Linked DNA regions of Mus musculus: region 2 is linked to region 1. A link is a contact called in ENCODE POLR2A ChIA-PET data. All regions are on one chromosome and are shown on one strand. The core of a region is the stretch at or near the end of the contact, and the rest is flanking DNA. Distances in the headings are between cores, read along the strand shown. Region 1 holds the start of Atp6v1e1 (ATPase, H+ transporting, lysosomal V1 subunit E1). Region 2 holds the start of Bid (BH3 interacting domain death agonist).

Region 1 (6,041 bases), core at 2,510-5,009:
ACCCAAGACTACCAGCCCAGAGATGGTCCCACCCACAAGGGGTCCTTTCCCCTTGACCACTAATTGAGAAAATGCCTTACAGCTGGATCTCATGGAGTCATTTCCTCAACTGAAGCTCCTTTCTCTGTGATAACTCCAGTCTGTGTCAAATTGACACAAAACTAGCCAGTACAATTGACCCCTTGTCAGCTTGACACACAAACACATCACTAGTAAGCCTCAACCCTTCCTTTCTTTTTCATCCCCATATCTAAATAACTTTAAAAGTCCCACAGTCTTTGCAAATTCTTAAAATTTCAATCTCTTTAAAATATCTAATCTCTTTTAAAAATCAAGTCTATATACAATTAAAAGTCTCTTAACTGTGGGCTCCACTAAAATACTTCCTTCAAGAGGGAAAAATATCAGGGTACAGTCACAATCAAAAGCAAAATCAAACTCCAACCATCCAATGTCTGGGATCCAACTCACAATCTTCTGGGCTCCTCCAAGGGCTTGGGTCATTTCTCCAGCCCTGTCCTTTGTAGCACACACCGTGTTGTCTAAGCTCCAATTGTGTGTACTCCACTGCTGCTGCTGTTCTTGGTACTGGCATCTCCAAAATGCTGCTGTCTTCCACTGTAACTTGGCTTCAACAATAGCCTCTCATAGGCTCTCTTCATGGTGCCAAGCCTCAACTCCTTTGTATGACCCCTTCAGTCCTGGGCCATCATTTACAACTGAGCTGCACCTTCACCAATGGCCTTCCATGACTCTCACAGTGCCAAACTTCAGCTGCTCTTCATGATACCTTCATACCTTCAAAACCAGTACCACCTGGGTAACATTACCAAATCCAGCCACAGCACAAGGTACAACCTTGGCTACCTATGGAACACAGCCTCTGTGTTCTCAGAAAACACTTCCAGAAGATTTCACCTCAGTGATACTGGTCTCTTTTTAATCACTGCTAATTTCTTAGCTCCAGCATCAACAGTCCTGGTAATGCAAAGTTTTTGCTTTAGTAGTTCTGGTATCTTGTTAATCACAGCTGATTCTTCAGCCTTAGCTAACCAGAACCACAGAATCTTCACAATCAAAATAGCAATGGCCCTGATAAGAGTCTTAATCTTCCCTCTGAAATTTCACAAACCAGGCCTCCATCTTCTGCACTATCTTCCAAGCTCAGGCCTCCATCTTCTGCAGTATCTTCCAAGCTCCTACACAACATTCAACAGAGCTCTTAACATCGAATGGATCTTCCGGCCCAAAGTTCCAAAGTCCTTCCACAGTCCTCCCCAAAACATGGTCAGGTTGTCACAGGATTATCCCACTATGCTGGTACCAATTTGTCTTAGTCAGGGTTTCTATTCCTGCACAAACATCATGACCAAGAAGCAAGTTGGGGAGCAAAGGGTTTACTCAGCTTACATTTCCACATTGCTGTTCATCACCAAAGGAAGTTAGGACTGGAACTCAAGCAAGCCAGTAAGGAACATCCCTCCATGGCCTCTGTATCAGCTCCTGCTTCCTGACCCGCTTGAGTTCCAGTTCTGACCTCCTTTGGTGACAAACATCAGTGTGTAAATGTAAGCTGAATAAACTCTTTCCTCCCCAACTTGCTTCTTGGTCATGATGTTTGTGCAGGAAGAGAAACCCTGACTAAGACAATAACTATTTATGATTTATTATCAATATTTGACTTGTAAGTCTAATTTATATCCATGTAACACTATAGGTAATATAAAACTGACATTCTTTTTTGTTTGTTTGTTTGTTTGTTTTTGAGACAGGTTTTCTCTGTATAGTCCTGGCTGTCCTGGAACTCACTCTGTAGACCAGGCTGGCCTCGAACTCAGAAATCTACCTGCCTCTGCCTCCCAAGTGCGCCACCACCACCCGGCAAACCTGTCATTCTTTAAAAAGAGTTAGGGATGGAAAAGTTTAAACCCTGAACTCAAACTGCACATTGGAGTGGTCTGTTAGGCCCTGTATACATACCCAGTCCAAATGCTATGTTTTCACACAACTCTTTTTTTTTTTAAAGATTTATTTTATTATTATATGTAAGTACACTGTAGCTGTCTTCAGACACACCAGAAGAGGGCATCAGATCTCATTACAGATGGTTGTGAGCCACCATGTGGTTGCTGGGATTCGAACTCAGGAACTTTGGAAGGGCAGTCAGTGCTCTTAACCACTAAGCCATCTCTCCAGCCCTTCACACAATTCTTATTTAATAATAAATATTGAAGGGCTTATTTATATTAATGCTAAATCTGTTAGGGGTTTTGTTTTTGTTCTTTTAAAATGTATATGGATGCTTGCCTGTATGCCTGGTGCCCATGGAAGCCATTGGATCTCCCTGAACTGGAGTAACAGTTGTAAGCTGCCATAGGGGTGCTGAAGATTAAACTTGAGCCCTCTCGACGAGGGTGCTCTTAATCCCTGAGCCCTGTTTTTAGCCCTATGGCTTGGGTTTAAATAAAAACTATTATTTAATCTCTAGTCCAGGCAGGACTCAAATTTCCAGGCTTGATGTGGAACTTATGATTTTCCAGGGGCCATCTGAATGTGGGGATTGCAAGAATGCCTCGCCGCACACCAGCTCATGGATAGACCAACACTTTGCATGTGTTATGCAAGCATTCTGTCAACTGAGCTATGTCACAAGCAGTGAGTAGATCTTTATGTGTTTATTTGAGACAAAGTTTCTCTATGTAGCCCTGGCTATCCTGGAACTCACTGTTAACCAAGCCTGGTTTACTCACCCTGTAGACTCTGGCCTCTAACAAAGAGATCCACCTGTCTCTACCTCCTAAGGGCTGGGATTAAAGGCATGCCTCCCACGCAATGCTTTTATTTATTTATTTTATTTTATTACATTTTATTTTTGGTTTTGAGTGCTGAGTAAATTATGTAAACTGTTTACCGGGGTCTTAACCTGGTACGTGTCTGTAATCTTTTTTTTTTTAAGGTTTATTTATTTATTTTATGTGAATACACTGTCGTTGTCTTCAGACAGACCAGGAGAGGGCATGCGTGGGATACCATTAAGGAGGGATGTGAGCTACTTTGTGGTTACAGGCAGTGCTCTTAACCACTGAGCCATCTCTCCGGTCCCTTGTCCATAATCTTAACACTTAGCAGATGGAGGCAGGAAACTCAGGAGTTCAAACCTTTTGTTTGTAAACAAACAAACAACTCAACTGTTTTACTAAAACAACCGCTGAAGAAGTATAAATAATTCTGATTAAAGTCTGATACAAAAATCCCTAGTCGGGTGGTGGTGGAGCACATCTTTAATCCCAGCACTCGGGAGGCAGAGGCAGGAGGATGTCTGTGAGTTCAAGGCAGCTGGTCTATGAAGTCAGTTTCAAGACGGCCACATCTACACAGAGAAATCCTGTCTCGAAAAAGAGAAAAAAAAAAAAAGGAAGGAAGAAAAGAAACAAAGGAAGGAAGGAAGGAAGGAAGGAAGGAAGGAAGGAAGGAAGGAAGGAAGAGAAAAGGAGGGAGGGAGGGAAGGAGGGAGGGAATCCCTAAAGCTCTCTCAAGTCTCTGAAGTATTTTGTCCTTGCCAAGCAGTCACGAGTCAGTTTAAAAAAAAAAAAAAAAAAAGAGTCGCTCTGCGCATGCGCCTGGGAAAGGGCGGAGCCAAGGCAGAACTTCCGCGGGCACAGTTCTCGATCTATTGGTTGAGAAGGCTACGGCCCCTTGGTCACCAAGCCGGAACCGGAAGCGGGGTTTATAAAGTAAAGGAAGCTGGACCTCCCAGGGTTTTCGTCTCAGGTTTGCTCCGCCGCCACTTTGAACCCAGATTCGAAGCTGTCCCCTGGCCGGACTTTGCCTTCGCCATGGCGCTCAGCGATGCAGATGTACAGAAGCAGGTGAGGGCCAGGTTGGGTGTAGCGCAGCCGCAGTGCCGTCCGGAGGACAGTGTTGACGTTTGCTTTGCAGAGCAGGGTCTTCGGGTGGCCTGCGTTCATCGGGCGAGCCTGGCGGACCGCCGACACTCGGGCGCGGGTAGTGTGTGCCGGGATGGTTCGCAGACCCAGGGGAGTGAGAGGGCCTTGCACCGCATCTCACGTGACTGCTGGTCTCCTGCTTCCACTTGCCTGTCACAGAGCCCGCAGCTGACTGCCTCCCATCTCGCCAGCCCCCCTTTTTCTGGCGTTTCCACGCTTAATCCGGAAGAGTTTTGTGCAGAGGTTAAAAGTATTTTGTTTTTGTTTTCCCTGAAGCGCTATTTCACTATAGTACAGGAAAGAGACTGAGGGGAAAGAGCAGCTTGCGTTTCGTTTTGAGGATCTTCGTTATTTAAATCGGGGTTATTCATCTCCAGACGTAATCATGAACCTAAGGTGCACATTAATATTTGTCGAATGAGAAAGCCTTTTTATTTTACTTATTTATTTACTTATTTATTTTTATTTATATGAGTACACTGTCTTCAGACACACACCAGAAGAGGAATTGAACTCAGGACCTCTGGAAGAGCAGTCAGTGCTCTTAACCGCTGAGCCATCTCTCCAACCCGAGAAAGCCTCTTCTGATTGCACTCACAAGCCACAGAAATGAGTTAGAGTTTATGGAAAATAGTACTTAAATCATGAGTTCAGGTCAGGGTCTCCTGAAGCCCAGGCTGGTGTACAATCGTTTTAACTGAGAATGGGCTTGGCCTCTTGATTTTCTCTCTCTTTCTATTTCTTTCTCGATCTCTAATATACATTGGTGATTTGACTTGCTTGTATGTCTGAGTTGAGGGTGTCAGATCCTCTGGAGCAAGAGTTACAATTAAATGTGAGCTGCCATGTGGATGCCTGGAATTGAACCCTGGGCCCTTTGGAAGGTCAGCCAGTGCTCTTAATGGTAACCACTGAGCCCCCCCCCCCCTTTTGTTTGTTTGGTTTTGTTTTTCCAAGACAGTGTTTCTCTATGTAACTCTAGAACTTGTTCTGTAGAGTAGGCTGGCTTCTGACTCAACGAGATCCTCCTTCCTCTGCCTCCCGAGTGCTGGGATTACAAACACCACTACGACCCAGTGCTCTCTTGCTCCTTACGCCATTTCTCTTGAGTGCCGAGATGCCCAGTGTTTTGTACATAACCTGCATAAGGTTGTATTTTTTAAGTGCATATAATCATTTTTGGGGAAATTTATTTAAAATATTAAATGTACATTGAAGTTTTTAAATATTAGGACTATTATAATTGTAGTTGTGTGTAGTCCTAGATGGTTCAGAAGTAGTCTGAGTCATGATTTCAGGCCAGCAGCGCTTCAGAACCTGACTTTAGGCTCTAAATTCAATCAAACTGAAGGGACATAAAGCCCAGCCTGGGGATAAGGGAGACACAAGGTGCTGACAGTGCCACAGGGGAAAGTGCTTGTGCTGTTGACAGATAGCAGGTCTCCTGGGCTGCATTTAGTAGTCATTGCCAGTGGGCTTTATTGTCTCTTTTCTTTCTTTCTTTCTTTCTTTCTTTCTTTCTTTCTTTCTTTCTTTCCTTCCTTCCTTCCTTCCTTCCTTCCTTCCTTCCTTCCTTCCTTCCTTCCTTTTGACGTGTTTTATCCCTTGGTATTTTGAAGTACACTCTTGCTCTGTAGTGCTGGCTAGCCTGGTAATGTGTAGCAAGCACACTTAGTCTCCTGCCTCAGCCTCCCAAGTGCTAGGACTACAGCTCCTCACCCACACTGCGTGTGAGTTTTCAGAAAAGGAAATTAAAAGCTTCAGTTTAATGTCTAGAGAACTAAGTCTATTGTTTCCTCTCTGAGAACTAGGAAAATCCTCTGACTAAAGCACACTTGTGAATCTTCCTAAATTGAACAGTGGTTTTTTGTCTTCGATGTTCCATCTTTTTGGCAAAAATATTTTTCCTTTTTATTTTTAACCAAATATGCATTAAGAATAATAGGGTGGTTCTTCTTCCTTGTGCGAGTGGGTGGAGAAGAAGGGAGATGTGGTAATTACGGAAGGGAAGTCGGGGTAACGTCCATGGTGAGGGTTAGGAAACTACAACATTTTCACAGAACCCGGGGCTTAGGAGCATTAATCACTGCCCGG
Region 2 (6,041 bases), core at 1,823-4,322, 94 kb before region 1:
AATGACATTTTGCTGGGGCACACAAGTGAAAGGATGTCTTCCTAAAGCAGACACAGGAAAGAATGTTTTCCGGAAGCAGACACAGGTAAAAGGATGTTTTGATATAGCAAACATGTAAAAGGACCCTTGACAAAGGAGTATAAATATGACCCCACAGACCACAGGAGATGAGCACTGAGCCTTGGTTTGGTTTGTTCTGCCTCGCTGTTCTTCGCTAACTACATACATGCATTGGTTTACCTTATATAGTGTTGTTAATCGCAACTTGTGGAAACACCACCATTGAGAGAAAGAGCAGTCCACCAAAGAACTGCTTGTGAGGTTCCTACAGCAGCTTGCTGCTTCTGCGGCCTCGCCTCAGGCTGCTTGGTGAGCCTAGCAGTTTCTTCGACTGGACTGTCCTTGCCAGTTTGTGTGTGGTGTCTGTCTGCTTAGAAGTCTGATCTGCAGCTGCTGAGTTCTATTTGGCGTTTGCTACGAGACTGAACTGCCCCCAAAGAACTATGGCACCGTCCACTTCCCCCATAGCCTAATTTTCTCTTCTCCCACCTCTGCTGGGTGGTGGGCTAGAGGAGACGTTGAACCTTTATTAAAAGTAGGTTGCAAAAAAGTTGAGCCTACAAGGTTATATATTCAGAACAATTTCTGGAATACGATTGGGTCTACGTGGTCCTAGAAATATTCAGGGGCAAAGAACACGCAGCTTGTGTGCGCCAGGTTCTGCTGGCTGGGTGGAGAGAGCGTGCCAGGTAGCACAGTGTGCCAGGCAGCACAGAGCCTTTGCCCTCTCCCACCCTAGCCCATCCCTATTCCTTGTGTCACAGGAAGTATGGAGCTAGGACCAGGGAGGTGATTGTTCTGTGATCTCTAATGTTTAGGTGAGAAATGCCCCTTCACACCAGACCTTTGTGTTCACACCAGGCCCCTGGGTTCACACCAGTTACACTTATTTTAATGAAGCTCTTTCTGTCTAAAATTTCTAGCTCCTCCCTTTAACACTTCCTAATTTAGAGATTATTTAGGCTGCACATTAAAACTGGAAGTTTCACTGATAGTTCAGTGGTAAGGTTGGACTCATTTAAAGTGAAAATTGGATTCCCAGCAACCACACGGTGGCCCACAGCCATCTGTAATGGGATCCGATGCCCTCTTCTGGTGTGGCTGAAGACAGCTACAATGTACTCATATACATAAATGAATAATTAAAGTGAAAATTGGTATGTTCCATCTTTATGAAGTTGTGAAATCAGTTTCCCTTTTTCATTTGCATTGATTGCCAAGCACCTCGGAGAGAATCCCAGTTAAAAATATTACGTGTTCAGGTCATGATCATGCACGCCTTTAATCCCAGAGGCAAAAGCAGGAGGAGCTCTGTGAGTTCTAGGCCAGCCTGGTTTGCATAGCTAGTTCCAGGCCAGTCAGGGCTACATAGTGAGAGCCTGTCTAAAAAAAAAAAAACAAGACAAAAACAAAACTTTTTTCTCATTATTTTCCACTTTGAAATCTAGATAATTCAGCTTGCATGTTTTAAATTTAAAAACTCTGTGTGTGTGTGTGTGTGTGTGTGTGTGTGTTGCCTGCATATATGTGCACCACATGTGTGCCTGGTCCTCATAGAGGCCAGAAGGGGGGTCAGTCCCTTGGAATTAGAATAACAGATGATTGTCAGCCACCATATGGGTGCTAAGTACTGAACCCAGATGGATGCTCTGTAAGAGTGAGAAGTGCTTTTAACCAGTGAGCCATCTCTCCAACCCTGCCCCCGCTGTTCATCACCAAGCTCTTCCACTATGTGATTTCAAGTGTAACTTTTTTTTTGGCGGGGGGTGGGGGGGTGGGGGAGTGGGGGGTGGGGTGGGGTTGGTTTTTCGACAGACAGGGTTTCTCTGTATAGCCCTGGCTGTCCTGGAACTCACTTTGTAGACCAGGCTGGCCTCGAACAGAGGCCTCCCAAGTGCCGGGATTAAAGGCGTGCGACACCACGCCCGGCTTCAAGTGTAACTTTTATTGATCGTAAAATTAGAGCCATCTTCCTTTAAGAAGAATTGGAAAATATAAAGAGGAAAAAGAAACCCTGGAGATGGCTCGGTTTGTAAAGTACTTCATATGCGTAAGAACTGGACTTTGGATCCCTAGCACCCATGTAAAAAATAGAGTGCTGTGTGTATCTACAATTCCATTGTTATTGGTGCACAGTGGAAGCTTCCTGGAGCTCACCTGGCAGTCAGCCTAGGGAAATCACGCGTGGAGCTGGGAAGCTGGTCCACTCCCCTCACCCCACACCATCTCAAAAGAAAAAAAAAAAAGGTGGAAAGGTGGAGAGTGATGAAGGAAAACACTGACCTCTGGCTTAAATACACACATACACACACAAACACACACCAACCATGTGATTTTTTTTTTTTTTTTTTTTTTTTTTTGTCTTCTCAGATCCAGTTTCTCTGCTCAGGAACAGCAATTTCCATGGTTCTATTTACTTCCTCATACTTCCAGAATTCACTTTCTTGTTTCTCTTTCACTTTTGTCACTGTCACGTGTCCTTTGGGGGTACTGGCTGGCACTTAAGTATATAGCATTGGGACTTCTCTGGACAGGGGAACTAGCTAGCAGTTTGAGATTATCTGCTAGCCTCCTGGTTCTTTCCACATTCATCCTTGCTGATTCATTCCATGACCGAGAACCCCGCAACCCCCATCCCTGCCTTCCCCACAAGAGTTTAAAAATTCTGCAAGCAGCTGCGCAGGAGAAACAATAGGGACCTCCCAGCATCTCTGATAGGGCCGATTCTGACAGGGTCACTAGTCTTGAGTGTGCCAACCCTGCTATGTAATACATCAAGACAATGCGGAGAGGTCGGGATCAAGTATGACACCCCATCCTCACGAGGGCAGGTCGCCCAGGCTTTGGGGACTCTGGGGAGCGCAGGTTCCGGGTGTACCTTCCTTCCTGTCCCCCGTAGCGAGCCGGTAGGACCCTTGGGTTTCCGCAAAGTGTGGCCAGTCGGAGGGCGGAGCATCCGGAGGGCGGGGCTATCACAGGGGCGGGGCTCCCGGGCGAGCACGAGGAAAGGTAGGTGGAGTAGAGCGCCGGGCCGAGTGTGGCTCCGCAAACCTTTGCCTTAGCCCGTTCGCCGCCCGGTACCGGCGCAGCGGCGTCTGCGTGGTGAGTATGCCCACCCTACTGGGCGCCCCCACAGTTCCCCTCTGGGAGGACGGGGTCGGCACGGAGCTCAGTTTCGTATGCTATCGATCCTTCGTGATGGCGGGGCTCTTGCGCCTTGATGGAGGCGGGGTGAGGGCGCCGGCCACAGGGTGCCACCGCGGAGCTGAGGGGAAGGCACTCACTCGAAGGCCTGGGGCGTGCGCCACTCGCGGTCCCCCTCAGCGCTCGGTCCTGGTCCGCTTCGGGCAGGCCTCCTGGTGGACCCGGGGTCCCCGCGGTCGCGCGCCACTCGGCAGGTGCGCGCAGAGCTGGAAAGGCGGGCCTGAGGTCTCGCTGCGCTCCGCTATGGCCACCCACAAAAATCAACAAGGAACGGCTACAGCCCACAAATGGGCCCTGCAAAAGCCCTGGAACCCCAACCCAGGGAACACAGACCTTGGAAGACTGCAGCGAGGGGCACCTTTCCTACACCCGTGGGCACTACTGTGTGCACAGCTCACACTCACGCCTGAACTGTGAGGAAGTGGCTGACCCCTCCGCATCTCCAGTACCCAAAATGGTTTGAAAATGTGCACAGACTGGTTGCTGATGTTTTTAAAAAGTTTGTTGAATGGTTGGCTGAATAACCCTATAGGATTCTAGAAGAAACCCACAGTCTTCAGCCACCAAGTGGCCTGGGCCCACAAGGATTCACACATTCGTTCATTCATTCTTTCGTACATTCATTTACATACTCAACAAATAAGTGTGGACCAGGGACGGATCAGGGTAGAACTTTGTGGGTGGTGAGAGGCTGGAATGAAGAGCTCTGTAAAGGACCAGGTGGTGTTGAGTATGGGACTTCTAGGCTGGGCTTGACCTTCATCTGATAAGCCACATAGTTCTGAGTCAAGAGCATCCTGAGGACCCAGGCAGGGCTCCCCTACTTTCCCAGGCTACTGCCTGGTGCCATGGCCAGGATTGCCCTTACTGGAAGACTACCTTGAAGCCGGGTCTAGGATAAGCTAGCTGTGGAATGGAGCTGGGAGAAACCACAAGAAGGATGTGGACTTTCCACATTCCAGCTCTACCCAACCAGGAGACTTTGCAGCCCTGCCCCATCCCCTGGGACTTGGTCCCAGGCACTACCCTGGCAGTCAGCTCTGAGTGTTTCCATGGGGGGGGGGGGAGCCTGATCCAGTGCTGGGGCTGAGTTCAGAGGCTTTAATACTTGAGTGGGCTGAGCTCTAAGAAGGACTCGGCTGGGTGGTGGTGGGGAAGCAGGGTGGCGATTGTGTGTGTCCTGGCCTCTACTGCCTCTCTTGCCCAGAGAGGGAATGGCAGGGAGGTTGGCTTATTACAGCTGGGTTAGCAGGCATTTCACCCACTGACGCAAGGTGCTATCTCCTGGCTACTGCGGGGTGGAGTTGGGTACAGGCTTTGGTGATGGCAAGTGAAGAGAAGCCGGCTGGATGTGGCATGCTCTATAAAGAGATTTAAGTAGCCCCAAGGTGGCCAGGTTACTGGAGCTCTGAAGGATGAGTTGAGGGTGTACCTGAAAAGTGGGCTGTTAGGGCAGTTACTGGCGAGGCTGGGGGAGGGGAAGTGATGCTCACAGCTTGAGGTTACCTGGTTCCTCTTATTTGCAAGAAAGAATAGCCTACGGGGGGGGGGGGCACAGTGCTGGGTGCCTGGCCTCCGGAAGGAAGGCCTGATGACACAGCCTTTTAGACCTTCCGAAGGGCACTGCATGCTTTTCCAGCTGCCCTTTTGCTCTCTAGTGGGAAGCTGAGGGTTGGGGACCCACATCTAGGCTGTGTTCAAGACCAAAGAGCCATTCCTCATCAGGGAGACAGTGAATCTGATGGTTCCAAGGATGAGAGTTGGAAACTGCCCGTCCATAAGAAGCCCCCACTGTGGGTCTGTGGTCACTGGACATTTTGTCTGTGGTTGTATCTCTGGCCACCATTTGCTGGGCCGTGGCTGTGGAGGGCAGCTGGTGTTTCTGTTTCTTTCTGGGCACGCTGCCTGGCTGGCCAGTCTCAGAGGCCACATGTATTTTTCCTCATAGTCTGAAGGAGACAGATAAACTGAAGCTTCAGGTTGGAGGGCAGTGATGGGCAAGTGCTATACAGAGCCTTCTGGGTCTGATAAGCCCACAGAGAGCTTTGTTTTCCTTCTCAAATTTCTTTTTTTAAAAGGCAGAATGTCGCCCAGACTTGTCTCCAACTCCTGCTCAACAATACCTCCTTGCTGGGCCGTGGTGGGACACCTTTAATCCAAGAACTCAGGAGACAGAGGCCAGTGGATCTCTGAGTTCCAGCCAGGGCTGTACAGAGAAACCCTCCAACAAACAAACAAACAAAACAAAACAAAAGAGTACTTCCTGCCTCGTCCTCCTAAGTACTGGGACTACAGAGTGTATCGTTTATTTTAATTAACTCATGTCGTATTACAATAATTAGAGACTAGATTATTACTTCCTTCTTCAGAAAGGTACATTGGGCAGAGAGGGGCTAATTTACTTACCCAGGGTCTCAAAATCAGGTGGAAAACTCCCAGTTTAACTGTACCACCTGATTCTCAGGCTGCGCCCTGCTTCCCAAGGGAGGTCCATCTGTGGAGCCCAATAGTCCTCGGGGGTAAGGAACAGAGAGGATGCCCACGGTGTTGTTTGCTTTTTTAACACTAGGGAAAACCCCGGCCTAGTGTTTGTTCCATGTGCATTCTGCCACTGAGTCAGACATGCACAGCCCCTTCCTGTGGACTCTTCCCCCTAGCAGGTAGAGGGAGACAGGGCAGCTAGGTGTATGAATGGGGAAGCTGGAACTTTAGTGCCAGGGACCTTTATGGTGGGGTTTCCCCCACGAACCATCCTGGCAGATGTCCACAGCAGATGT

The links. ChIA-PET counts read pairs that join two places held with the same protein, here RNA polymerase II (POLR2A).
Region 2: POLR2A ChIA-PET joins it to region 1 with 13 read pairs in embryonic stem cell. The contact joins the promoter of Bid here to the promoter of Atp6v1e1 in region 1. POLR2A ChIA-PET finds 5 or more read pairs at or near these places in 4 of 5 experiments (Patski and embryonic stem cell).

Annotation. Positions count from the first base shown.
Region 1 is chr6:120,820,416-120,826,456 of GRCm38, reverse strand. It overlaps Atp6v1e1 (ATPase, H+ transporting, lysosomal V1 subunit E1), which reads left to right and starts at 3,759. Exons shown (of 9, transcript NM_007510.3): 1 at 3,759-3,869. The coding sequence starts at 3,837. It overlaps Gm38889 (a long non-coding RNA gene), which reads left to right. Exons shown (of 3, transcript XR_869411.3): 3 at 2,541-2,649.
Region 2 is chr6:120,913,855-120,919,895 of GRCm38, reverse strand. It overlaps Bid (BH3 interacting domain death agonist), which reads left to right and starts at 3,072. Exons shown (of 6, transcript NM_007544.4): 1 at 3,072-3,162.